2 separate regions of the Homo sapiens genome follow, and region 2 is linked to region 1. Evidence: chromatin contacts called from ENCODE Hi-C data. All regions are on one chromosome and are shown on one strand. The core of a region is the stretch at or near the end of the contact, and the rest is flanking DNA. Distances in the headings are between cores, read along the strand shown.

Evidence for each region. Hi-C counts contacts between places; a loop is a spot of excess contacts on that map. Pooled maps may share reads with other maps.
Region 2: a loop to region 1 is called in a map with no recorded cell type, with 2.9 times the contacts of the local background. The contact joins the promoter of DNASE1L3 here to the enhancer-like site in region 1. A Hi-C loop is called at or near these places in 2 of 37 single-sample maps with no recorded cell type and 3 of 50 pooled maps.

What each region holds. Positions count from the first base shown.
Region 1 is chr3:57,670,090-57,672,633 of GRCh38, reverse strand. It overlaps DENND6A (DENN domain containing 6A), which reads left to right. Exons shown (of 20, transcript NM_152678.3): 2 at 196-234; 3 at 336-378. Among named protein-coding and RNA genes, the nearest start is that of DENND6A, 22 kb to the left of the region's middle. Within about 2 kb of position 1,277, at least 7 of the 41 ENCODE cell types and tissues checked have a DNase peak (open chromatin) inside an H3K27ac peak, as active enhancers do.
Region 2 is chr3:58,209,702-58,212,245 of GRCh38, reverse strand. DNASE1L3 (deoxyribonuclease 1L3) reads left to right here and starts at 1,274. Exons shown (of 8, transcript NM_004944.4): 1 at 1,274-1,480. The coding sequence starts at 1,340.

The DNA of each region.
Region 1 (2,544 bases), core at 28-2,527:
TTTTTGTAATTTTAGTAGAGACGGGGTTTCGGCATGTTGGCCAGGTTGGTCTTAAACACCTGACCTCAAGTGATCCGCCTGCCTTGGGCTCCCAAAGTGCTGGGATTACCAGCGTGAGCCACCGTGCCTGGCCTATAATATGTTTATAACTAATGTTTATAATATGTTTAACAAAATTTAACTCTTTTCTTCCAGGTAATTTATCCTCAGCATTCCAAACTTACTGACAGAGAAGTAAGTAAAAATACTGCTCTGTATAGTTTACTGTTATATTTCTGTTTGTTTTTATTGATTATGTATGTGTCAGCATACATCACTTTTGTTTTCTTTTTCAGAAAACCAATATTTGCTATTTGTCTTTTCCAGATTCAAATTCAGGTAACTGTTTTTCATACAGTGTTTCTGTTTAATTTTATACTAAGAATACTGGTTATACTGTTAATGTATGAAAATTGATTGAAATAGCATATTAGATTGCAAACAGATCAATGATTTTTATTCCTATTTTAATGATGCCTAGTCATGTCATCGTTGATTTTAGTAGCTTCAACTCTTAAAATAACTGTTATGGTGTGATGAGGTAAACCATCAAGGAACAATAAACTCTTAAAATAGTGAAGAGGTTGAAAATCAGCGACATTGGTATATTTGGGATTCGTGGAGTATGTATTAAATAGTTTATATAGTATGTAGTTTACTTTCAGTTCAGAATTTGGGAGCTTACCAGGAACTCTGTAAAAGCAGTGAACCTAAAAAAAGCCAGGATAAATTTGGTTAGGAAGCAAGGCCATAAGTTACGTGCAGTAGTTTATATGGGTTAATATAGGTAAAGCCTTGGCGTAGTGCTTGGTGTATAGAAAAAAACATACAAGGGTCTGTTTATTGTTGAGCTTGGTTTTGTTAGTCTCTTTCAAGCTCTTCCTTTTGTGTGGTCCTAATCGTTGACATCCTTCAGGTTACCTCTTGTGTTTCACTTTCAAACTAGCTTTTCTTGGCTTATAGTGACCAAAACATTTAGCTTCTCAGGCCACACACAGTTATAACCCTATAGCAGAGACAGTCTAGTTTTCTTTCCTTTTGTGGTTACTTCCTTTTTTTTTTTTTGAGATGGAGTCTCGCTCTGTCACCCAGGCTGGAGTGCAGTGACGCGATCTCAGCTCACTGCAAGCTCCGCCTCCCGGGTTCACACCATTCTCTCACCTCAGCCTCCCGAGTAGCTGGGACCACAGGCGCCTGCCACCAGTCCCGGCTAATTTTTTGTTTTTGTATTTTTAGTAGAGACGGGGTTTCACCATGTTAGCCAGGATGGTCTCGATCTCTTGACCTCGTGATCTGCCCACCTCGGCCTCCCAAAGTCCTGGGATTACAGGCGTGAGCCACCACACCCGGCCGGTTACTTCTAATATTGTGCTAGTTAGTTCATTTAATCTGATTTGAGAGATTTGACAGTTAAACAAAATTTTTTTTAGCATTTTCTCCTTTCTGTATAAATGCTTCCAGAATTTTTTTCCTATCCATTTGGAACTCAGCTTTGGTGAACTATATGAAAGAAAAGTGGTATCTTGGTAAATTAGATACTGCCTTTTAGAGATCCCAGTAAGGGGTTTTTTCTGACCTGGAATTATTTTGGTGTTTTTGACCCATTTATGAAATAATGATGCAGAGGTCTTGTAGGAATGTATCTTCATTTCAGTTAACATTTTTCTTATAAAATCTGTACATACACTTCTTATATACTGTGATGGGTTAGATTTCCAGGTCTCAGAGTAAGCTGAGTTGTATGGATTGCAGAATGAACTGACTTTCTGCATGGAATCCCAGTGAATTATGCTGGATGCTCTTCTCTTTCAGATCATAGCTGGTTGTCATGGCTCCTCTCTCTTTTTCACTTCTCTATATGAGCATGAAGGGGATCAGAATATACCACCCCCAAATATACCACTTTGGCTTAAGAATTATTTTGAGTTGAAGGCAACTGAGAAACAGCAGATGCAAAAAGAGCCCTTTACCCTCCCCCTATATGCCTAAAAGCAGGACATACATTTCCTTTTGTGAAGGTGTCACCCCTTCCCTTTCCCATACCAGGAAGAGGAGAAAATTCTGAATCACCAGAGAAAACTCTTTATCACTGGAGATGGTACCAGCTTAATTCTGCATAAATAAGCCTTGCTAAAATAACCCTTATCTTTCATTAGTTTTACCCATATGTTTACCTTCCCACAGATTACCACCCCTAGAAGTCCAAATCCTTTTTCCTTTGTCTGCATTTTAGTTTCTTTTGTTAAAATGGTATCTAAGCTCCCAAGTTTAACCACCTCTTTGGGTTTTTACTTTTTTTCTCTGAAGCCTTTGTATGCATTCGAACTAAATCTTTTCTCGTTAATCTGTTGTCTGTTTATTTCACAGGCCCCAGTTAGTGAACCTAAGATGGTAGAGGAAAAGTCCCCCGCATGCATACATCAAGGCTAAGAAGTTAATTCTGTGGTGTTTAGATAGCCTATATCTAGTTTTATAGCCTCTGCATGTGTCATTATCAAAAAAATT
Region 2 (2,544 bases), core at 25-2,524, 540 kb before region 1:
TTTTGTATTTTTAGTAGAGACAGGGTTTCACCATGTTGGCCAGGCTGGCCTTGAACTCCTGACCTCAAGTGATCCACCCACCTCAGCCTCCCAAAGTGCTGGGGCTACAGGAGTGAGCCACTGCGCCCGGCCCAGAGCCACCTTTACCAGAGATTCAACCAGGCCTGAGGTCTTAGGTTGCAGACAACAGGGAGATTCATTGCAGCACGAACTCAGGAAACCATTTCCTTCCATGTACTATTTGGGGTTATCTTATAGAATTCCTGGCATGCTTGGCCAGTATGCTGCCTGGATGTATGTTGGGGATATATGTATAATTTTCCCTGTGGCTGTGGCCACAGACCCATCACCACAAGAGGGGTTGGTCCACAGATCCCGATGCTGGCTTGGAGTTATTCTTATTCCCTACCCTTTTCACAGAATTGTCTTTGCCAAAGTCCATTAATATACCTTGATTGGATTTTGCTTTTTTTTTTAATTTTTTTTTGCTTTACAGATCTTCATAGTTTCCTGCCCATATCTCTAAAAGTCATTTTGCTTGAGTTGATATCCTACAGTTCTTACAAGACCTTTCTCTCCCAGGGTCACACAACTCTCGCCAATATTAAATTAATATCAGCTTCAATCACGGGTCTCTCCATGGGTTTCACGGGCTATTTGCTCGCAGAGTCCAGGGACATTTTCCTCATCCATTCCATCAGATCCCCAATTGCTTTCTCTGGCAACACACTCCTAGTATTTGTACGGTAAAGCTGCCTAAAAAAATTAAGTAATTCAAACTACTCTTGACCTTACTTTACACCACCAGGGCAATTAGAGTCACAGTCTGGGTGTGTCTGAGGACAGCAGGCCGCCAAATCCCAGTGATTTAGAGAAAACCGAGCAGAATTTCCCATGCCTCCTGCCTCATTGTCCCCCAGCAGAAGGTTCCGTCACCCCAGGTGCCCTCTAGGGTGGACCACTTCCGAGTTCATCCACTGTCAGGAAAAGGCACATGGCATGCAACCGCAAGACCGATGACTAGATGTCAGAGCTGGCTCCCGGTTGGGATATGAGTGACTTTGTGGAGGATGGCGCCTAAATGAGGCATGCCAATTTCTGCACCAGGGTGACGAACATAAGGGCTCCTTAAAGGCTAGCCCAATGTATCTGTATTTCCTTGGGGATTAAAACCCATGATCTTCAGTTCCTCAGAGAACTGAAAGTTGCAAGGAGAAATCCAGTAATTCCTGTTATCTGCAGGCTTTATAAGTCAGTGGAGCCTGCGGAAGTGGCCAGAATCCAGCACTCCAAGCACTGCTGTCTTCTCACAGAGTCTTGAAGCCAGAGCAGCGCCAGGATGTCACGGGAGCTGGCCCCACTGCTGCTTCTCCTCCTCTCCATCCACAGCGCCCTGGCCATGAGGATCTGCTCCTTCAACGTCAGGTCCTTTGGGGAAAGCAAGCAGGAAGACAAGAATGCCATGGATGTCATTGTGAAGGTGAGCCCCTTTCCTGGGAGGAGGATCCCAGACACCCCTCACACCCTCTCTCCTGTCTGCAGACTTTAAGAGACTCAAGGAACTTAAAGTTGGCCCTTAGGGGGAATGTAGAAGCTGGCTTGGAACAATAACCACTTCAACTCTCTGTACCTCCTGCCGTCATCTTAAAACAGGGGTGATAACAATGGTTCCCTCCAGGGTTGCTGGGGGGACTACAGGAGTTGGCAAATGGAAAGCTCTTAATGTAGTATCTGGCTCATTATACGTTCCAGATAAGGGTTAGCCATTATGATTTTTATTGCTATTTATTGAATGCCTGTATCAGGCACTATAAGCACATGGTTTCACTTCATAATCTTTATGAAGAGGGACTATTACTCCCCATGTAGAGGTGATGAACAAAGAAAGATGAAGTAACCTTATACAGCTACTCCTTTTCACCAGCAAAGCCCAGCTCCTTTCTCTCTCTTTCCTTTTCTTCTTTCTTTCTTTTCTTTCTTTCTCTCTTTCTTTCTTTCTTTTTCTTTCTTCCTTTTTCTTTCTTCCTTTTTCTTTCTTCTTTCTGTCTTTTCTTTCTTCTTCCTTTCTCTTTTTCTTTGTTTCTTTCTTCCTTTCCCTTCCTTACTTTTTTCCTTCCTTCCTTCTCTCTCCCATCCTCATCATCCCTCCCTCTCTTTGTCTTTCTTTCTTCTTCTCCTCCTTCCTTCCTCTCTCCCTCTCCTCTACTTCCCCACTCCTTCCACTTTCGCTTACGCTTTCCTTGGGTGATATACCCAATGTCCGGGGACACTGCTTGCTTTCTCTGGAGTCAATTGACTCCCTTTATCCTACAGGTTAATTAATTTTTGATGCTGGCAACTTAACCCTTTCCCAGGACTCTGGAAAGGTACTTATTACCTTAGGAAACCTGAGACACCATGGTGTGGTAGGGGGGCCAGGAGCCCTGGGTCCAGATTCCACCTACCAGACTTGTGAGCTTGGGAGGCCCTGCCCCTCCCTGAACCACCAGCTCCCCTAGTAAAATGGCGACCACATCCAAATACCACCTGTAGCACTGGCTGGTG